Regions from separate parts of the Homo sapiens genome. Here region 1 is linked to region 2. A link is an interaction called in ENCODE POLR2A ChIA-PET data of the cell type or tissue named here. Cell type or tissue: GM12878. All regions are shown on one strand. Region 1 overlaps TRAF3 (TNF receptor associated factor 3). Region 2 overlaps TRAF3 (TNF receptor associated factor 3).

Region 1 (4,000 bases), 95 kb before region 2:
GGAACTGGATGATGGCCCACGCCCTGGCTGAGCTGCCCTGGTGCCTCCCTTCAGTCACTTCATGGCCAAGCCCACCCCAGCCTCTAGGCAGCCTCTGAGGGTGTGCCCAGGCCCCCACGAGCTCTGTCCTCCTCTCCACTCGCTCCAGCCCCATGATCCTGCGAGCCACCAAACTCACCCCCATCTGCAGCCTGCATGGCTCCACTCCCCATTCTCCCCCAAGCCCATCACCCTCCACTCACTGGGCACCCCCTCGGCAGGACACCTAGGTTCTCCACAAGCACTGGGAGTCACCTTTACCTCATACCCCACCTGCTGGCCAATCCTACCGCTCCACCCTCAGGCACACCCCAGTACAACCTTCCCCCACCCCAGCAACACCAGGCCTTGCCCCGGGGCCCCTCTCACCCTCCCAGTTCTGGGCTGCCCAGTGCCTTTCCCCTCACCCTCTGGCTGCCCCACTGCCCTCACATCTGACCTGTGTTCCACACAGCTCCTGAACCCCACAGCCCTGCCAGTTCCAGCTTAGGGTCCACATGCTCCCCCACTGTCCCTTGGCTGCCTCAGACAAGCCAGTGCTGATCACCTCTCTTCCCTTGATGCCACCTGATTTTTATTCATGGAACTGATCACTACCCGATGTTACACATTTGTTAGTATTTTTTCCCACTAGAGGAGCCTCACCACTGAGTCCCCAGCTCCTGGAATACTGCCCGGCGCACAGTAGGTACCCAATAGGTGTTTGTTCAACAAATGCATTGTTTTCTAAGTGTGTCCTCCACCCCCAACATCTCTGCTTTCCTCTTTAATTCACCCACTCACCCATACACACACACCCACATTCACACACCCCCACACACTCACCCACATTCACACTCACCCCCACACACACTTACCCCCACACACTCACCCACATTCACACACTCACCCCCACAGAAACACACAATGCAAAACTGTGCCAAAGTAACCGAAGTATGAGAAGCTGTCTCTCTCCAAGATAAACAGCTGCATTTCAATGCTGTAGGACAAATTAGCCTGTTGTAAGTGATGGTTATGTCACAGAGCTGTAATAAGACCAGGCAATCTATCAACATTTTGAGGCAATTCCCTAGGACAAGATAAAAATTTTACCTTTTTTGAATAACTATTCATTTTTTGACATACTAAATGATAGTCAATCAAGGCAATGGAAAATGTTAACTACATAAATCAAAATAGGCAAAACAAAGCTTAATTCTGAAATAAAGTCAGATAAAAAGTGCTATTTATTCCTATCTTTTCTCTTTAGTCCTATTAGAATAGTCTTTAAGAAGCTGTACAGTGGAAGAAGTATATATTAATTGAGCAGAAGGCCTGTGGAATGGATTATTTATGAACTCAGCGGAAGGCCTGTGGAACGGATTATCTATGAGTTGAGGGAGGGCCTGCGGAAGGGATTACCTATGAGCTGAGCGGAAGGCCTGTGGAATGGATTATCTATGAGCTGAGCGGAAGGCCTGTGGAATGGATTATCTATGAGTTGAGGGAGGGCCTGTGGAAGGGATTACCTATGAGCTGAGCAGAAGGCCTGTGGAACAGATTATCTATGAGCTGAGCGGAAGGCCTGTGGAACGGATTATCTATGAGCTGAGCGGAAGGCCTGTGGAACAGATTATGAGCTGAGCGGAAGGCCTGTGGAATGGATTATCTATGAGCTGAGCAGAAGTCCTGTGGAATGGATTATCTATGAGCTGAGCGGAAGGCCTGTGGAACGGATTATCTATGAGTTGAGCGGAAGGCCTGTGGAATGGATTATCTATGAGCTAAGCAGAAGTCCTGTGGAATGGATTATCTATGAGCTGAGCGGAAGGCCTGTGGAACGGATTATCTATGAATTGAGCGGAAGGCCTGTGGAATGGATTATCTACAAACTGAGCAGAAGGCCTGTGGAACAGATTATCTATGAGCTGAGCGGAAGGCCTGTGGAATGGATTATCTATGAGCTGAGCGGAAGGCCTGTGGAATGGATTATCTATGAGTTGGGGGAGGGCCTGTGGAACGGATTATCTATGAGCTGAGCGGAAGGCCTGTGGAACGGATTATCTACGAGATGAGCGGAAGGCCTGTGGAACGGATTATCTATGAGTTGAGGGAAGGCCTGTGGAACAGATTATCTATGAATCGAGCACAAGGTCTGTGGAACGGATTATCTATGAATTGAGCCTAAGGCCTGTGGAACGGATTATCTATGAATTGAGTGGAAGGCCTGTGGAATGGATTATCTATGAGTTGAGGGAAGGCCTGTGGAACGGATTATCTATGAATTGAGCGGAAGGACTGTGGAACAGATTATCTATGAGTTGAGGGAAGGCCTGTGGAACGGATTATCTACGAACTGAGCAGAAGTCCTGTGGAACGGATTATCTATGAACTGAGCGGAAGGCCTGTGGAATGGATTATCTACGAATTGAGCGGAAGGCTTGTGGAACGGATTATCTGTGAGCTGAGCGGAAGGCCTGTGGAACGGATTATCTATGAGTTGAGGGAAGGCCTGTGGAACGGATTATCTATGAATTGAGCGGAAGGCCTGTGGAACGGAATATCTATGAACTGAGTGGAAGGCCTGTGGAACGGATTATCTATGAGTTGAGGGAAGGCCTGTGGAACGGATTATCTACGAATTGAGCGGAAGGCCTGTGGAATGTATCATATAGGAATTGAGTGGAAGGCCTGTGGAATGGGAGGACCCGCACCTGCAGCGCGATCATCGGAACCTGACTCTTGCAGTGGCTGCATGTGGCTTCCCGGTATTTACACGCCTTCTCCACGTGGTCTCGCAGGTCTTTCCTCAAGACCTTTTCTTTGCAGTCAGGACGCACACATGGAAGTTCTTCAAAATGGCAATCATTTTTTAAATGCACCTGTAAGACAGACCATTCAATGTTCTTAATTGGGAAAAAAACCCTAAATCTGAAATACCAGATTCTAATCTCTATGCAATGAAACCCTAAAGAAATGTTTCTCATCTGCTGTTAGACCAGTTTTCCACAGCAAAGAGTAACAAGTATGCCAAGAGACACTGAATTTCATATTCTATTTCATGATTACTCAAACCATATTGTTGTTGAAGAATTAAGTCAACTCTGCTTCCAGGATAAATGAATATCTGCTAAGAACTTTGTTTTATTCCAGTTCAAATAATTTTCTAAGCTAAAATATGGTACTAACTAAAAAAATAAGAAGTTATGTAGAATTTCATGGTGAAAAAAGGTTTTAATGGGCCTTCCAAAATTAAAATCCAATTCAGATTTTCTCTATTCTAAGTAGGGGGGGGAGTGTTTAAAAACCAGTTGACAATTCTGCCAATGATGTCATAAAAATAACAACTTATACTCAAGTGGTTCTGACTGCTTTCCTATTTGGCTGTGTTTTGAAAAACTAATGTCAACATGGTCTTAAAGTGCCACATCCTACTGACCACTTCATCAGCTGGATGTAAGGGACTCGAATTCCTTCATGTAAAAGGTTCCAGTGTCCCTTTGCTACTCACCAGCAGATGTCCCAGCATTAACTGCTCTGCACAACCTCTGCTTTCATTCCGACAATAGATCTGAAGAGCCAGAATTTCTCTCTTGCAGCAATTATCCTTAAACACCTGAAAATGAAAGATCATTATTTTGGAGGATTAATATTTCTTAATCTCCACATGCTGCTACTTTGGACAAGGCAAAACCACTTAAAAAAAAAAAACAAGAGAGGAACTCTTAAGTGAACTTCAGAAAGCATTAAGGACCATCTTGATTTCTAGAAGTAGAATGAAGAAGCTGCCCCCACTAAGAGACACAATTTAAATAACATTAACTGTTATCTTTTATTAGTTAAGCCAAAAGAAAATGAATTAGACTTGATAATTAACGATCACTCTGGAGCATCTAAACATCTTCTATTAACTTTGACATAATTTCAGGATGAGGGCAGAGGAGGACCAGGTTCACATTCAGACTCTGGGGCCTTCCGGGAG
Region 2 (4,000 bases):
AGGGGCCCAGTACCTCACGCCTGTAATCCCAGCACTTTGGGAGGCCGAGGCGGGCAGATCACCTGAAGTCAGGAGTTCAAGACCAGCCTGGCCAACGTGGTGAAACCCTGTTTCTACTAAAAATACAAAAATTAGCCAGGCGAGGTGGCGGGTGCCTGTAATCCCAGCTACTCAGGAGGCTGGGGCAGGAGAATAGCTTGAACCCAGGGGGCGGAGGTTGCAGTGAGTCGAGATCGTGCCACTGCACTCCAGCCTGGGCAAGAGCAAAACTCCACCTCAAAAAAAAAAAAAAAAAAAAAAAAAAAGGCCAAGCATCTTCCCAGGAGCAAACGTTGGGAACAGGAAAAATGCAGGGAAAAACCTATCCTGCGTGAAGAGCCCTTGCTTTGTCATTATTTGCCTTGGGAGAATTACTTACCTAAACACTGAGAGCCTCAGCTGCCTCCCACATAAAATAAGAGACCTCAACTAGAAAACTTCTGTGGTCCCTAACTAACAAGATCTGATATTTACATTGTAAGATCTTAACATTCTTACTCTGTTACATCTCAATCCCCTAATACTATGAAAATTAACATTTGCACAATGCTTTCCCATCCATCTTACTCATAATAAGCAAGTGATGTCCCTGGTGCTAGTAGCCCCATTTTATAGATAGGGACATCAATTCAGCGGGGCCAAGCAGCCTGCCCAAGGTCATTCTACCACTAAATACAGAGGGCAGACTGGAATTCAGATCCTCAAAGTTGGTACCCTCCACCATGCCACACTTCTCCAGCTGTGGGGTGGACAGCTCCAGGGATACACAGTGGGATTCCAGAAACACAATACATCTTTTGGAGAATCAACAGTTTTGAAAGATTTAGGGAACGAAGTAAGTTTATATTAAAACAATCAGCCACGTTACTGAGTACAATGTAAAATTCACATTAAATTTTAAGATAAAACTTAATGGGCATACCAAACCCCCTCCCACTAAGGGGAAAGTCACACAGAAAAGCCTCTGAAACCTAAACTCTTAATTCACCCTGTAATAAGGTTTCAAATAGCAGGTTTAATTTCCAGCATAAAGTTATAATTTCTGGGAATTACTGGACATGAAAGAGCTCAAGAGAACTAGTTTTCCTGTTCTTCCAGCTTTTAAGTCATTAAAAGCATCCAAGAAAATTACATTGTCAAATAAAACTTTCCATCAAAGAACCCCCATAATGCAACAAATCCTGGAGCTAAGCATTATCAGAACGGGAGGATGGAAGCCTGACCTCCAGGAACACACCGTTAAAGGAGGCAGCTACAAGGCACACCCAAGTGCCGACACACATTCCAAACACATGGAACCACTGTGGGCATCTGGCACATCCCTCCTGTCTCCCCGGCTTGCAGAATCTGGACACAAACACTGACCCAGAGCTTACCATGTGCCTGGCCCTTGGTGGAAGGAGGGAAGGCCTAACGAGCACCTCATTACCTTGTGTACGCAGGCCTCCTAACGGGCATTAACCTTCCAGAACACAAAATTAATCTCAGGAAACCTTCATTACAATTCTCATGACTCCTGGAGATTCACATTTCACCACTTTGATGCTACTGTTGCCTTACAGATTATATTACCCCACTTGGTTAATCAATTTAGCTTTTCTTTCCACTTAAAGAAATCAAGTTTCCAATAAATACGCTTTTGGGTTCTGCCACAGAATCAGTGTTTCAGCTGGAAAGGAAATCAGAATGTCCAAGCAGCAGGTCGCCATATCTTTCTTGGTAGAATGGCCTCATGAGAAGTTACCACCAAATAGCCTCCATTTAATTTTTTTTTTTTTTTAATGCTCGAAATCAGCATGGAACAAATCGTAGTAAAAAAGTAAATTGTGAAATGAAATGTAGGGCCCCCAATTTTTCAGTTCTTGAGAATTAAGGAGACTTAGGTCATTTAAACATGGATGACAGAGGAGTAGGTTGGGGAAAGGACTTTTTTTAAATTTTAGAGCCAAGACAGGGTGCGGTGGCTCACGCCTGTAATCCCAGCACTTTGGGAGGCTGAGATGGGTGGATCACTTGAGGTCAGGAGTTTGAGACCAGCTTGGCCAACAGGGTGAAACCCGCTCTCTACTAAAAATACAAAATTAGCTGGGAATGGGGGCAAGCACCTGTAGTCCCAGCTACTTAGGAGGCTAAGGCAGGAGCATTGCTTGAGCCCAGGAGGCAGAGGCTGCAGTGAGCCAAGATTGCACCACTGCACTCCAGCCTGGGCAACAGAGCAAGACTCCATCTCAAAAAAAACAAATAGGCCGAGTGTGGTGGGACTACACACCTGTAGTCCCAGCACTTTGGGAGGCTGAGGTGGATCACCTGAGGTCAGGAGTTCAAGACCAGTCTGGCCAACATGGCGAAACCCTGTCTCTACTAAAAAATACAAAAATCAGCTGGGAAGGCTGGGCACAGTGGCTCACACCTGTAATCCCAGCACTTTGGGAGGCCGAGGCAGGTGGATCACTTGACGTCTGGAGTTTGAGACCAGCCTGGCCAAGATGGTGAAACCCCATCTCTACTAAAAATACAAAAATTAGCCAGGTATGTTGGCACACACCTGTGGTCCCCAGCTACTCAGGAGGCTGAGGCAGGAGAATCACCTGAATCCAGGAGGTGGAGGTTGCAGTGAGCTGAGATCGCGCCACTGCACTTCAGTCTGGGTGACAGAGTGAGACTCTGTCTCAAAAAAAAAAAAAAAAAATAGCCAAGCGTGGTGGCAGGCGCCTGTAATCCCAGCTACTCGGGAGGCTGAGGTAGGAGACTCATTTGAACCCAGGAGGCGGAGGTTGCAGCAAGCCGAGATCGGGCCACTGCACTCCAGCGTGGGCAACAGAGTGAGCCCCTGTTTCAAATAAAATAAAATAAATAAATAAATTTATTTTAGAGCCAGGGATCTCACTGTGTTACCCAGACTAGAATGATCCTCCCACTTCATCCTCTGGAGTAACTGGGACCACAGGTGCGCATGCCAGGCTAGGAAGGGGCTGTTTAACATTTACACCCCTTCCCCTGCCACTTTGGAGACTTTCAACCTGCAATGAAAAATGGTAGGGACAGCAAAGTGGTGCCACCCAGGTTAGGGCCTGCTGCTCTGTTCCCCTCCACAGACCATGCCCTTCACAGTACAGTATGCATGACCCACATGAGCTCCCAGTCACAAAAGGCCCTGCCTGGCAAGAGCCAAAGGCCAGCACATGCAACTTCCCAACTGGAAACCCAATGACCAGCAGCATGGCCAGCACTGCATCTACTGGCAAGGAGTGACAGGATGGCAAGCCGTCAGATCCCATCTTACCAAAACAAAGTGGGAGGGGGCCCTGTAAGAGGGACCAGATGGCCCCACTATACCAGAGCTTTCCTGACACTGGGCCTCAACTCAACGCCGCTTCCCAGAAGACTTTCTCTTTCCCTTATGGTGGATTCCCACCACGCTTCCAGAATTCTACACAATCCACTAATTCATTTCATCCTACATTTTTACTTTCTGGTTTCTTCCTGGTGGGAGAAAGTATTCTCCCCCGAAGGGTTAGCACCCTGAGGGCAGGATGGTAGATTTGCATTTTTCCTTATCCTTCCTGCCACAAGCTCCTGTCCTGGTCTGTCTCAGTCAAGTATCTGCTGGTTTCTGGCATGTCCCTTCACTGTGCACAGGGGCCAAGATGGCCTATATCCCTGCAAATCACACCCTAGCAGATGGGTGCTGTGTCTCACTCTTCCCAGCACGGTAACCAGAACATTATGAGAACTCAGGGCACATTAACTGAATATTAATTAAATGAGAAAAAGACTCCCAAGTCCCAATTAACAATCCACTTATCTCGAGGAATACAGAATGCAGCATCGATTCCAACCTGATTCCTAAAGTTGATAGAAACCAACAGGCATCAACATTTATGACATCCCACTACCTGCCAGCCTACTCCAAGTCATCTGTACAGGCCGACAATAAGCTTCACCGAAAGAAAAAAAAAAA

Evidence for each region. Peaks named below come from ENCODE experiments on the same cell type or tissue, not always from the same donor. Only the 100,000 strongest peaks of a DNase experiment are listed, where the experiment ranks them.
Region 1: POLR2A ChIA-PET joins it to region 2 with 9 read pairs; 3 of 35 experiments call an interaction of 5 or more read pairs at or near these places.

The regions. Positions count from the first base shown.
Region 1 is chr14:102,875,258-102,879,257 of GRCh38, reverse strand. It overlaps TRAF3 (TNF receptor associated factor 3), which reads right to left. Exons shown (of 12, transcript NM_145725.3): 5 at 3,530-3,634; 6 at 2,733-2,900. Among named protein-coding and RNA genes, the nearest start is that of AMN, 45 kb to the left of the region's middle. In GM12878, a CTCF peak has its summit at 345; no DNase peak of the experiment used is centred here.
Region 2 is chr14:102,780,521-102,784,520 of GRCh38, reverse strand. The region is part of intron 1 of TRAF3 (TNF receptor associated factor 3); the gene reads right to left. Among named protein-coding and RNA genes, the nearest start is that of TRAF3, 5.1 kb to the right of the region's middle. RefSeq lists a silencer at 1,371-1,523. In GM12878, no CTCF peak of the experiment used is centred here; no DNase peak of the experiment used is centred here; H3K4me3 peaks cover 3,697 bases; H3K27ac peaks cover 3,179 bases.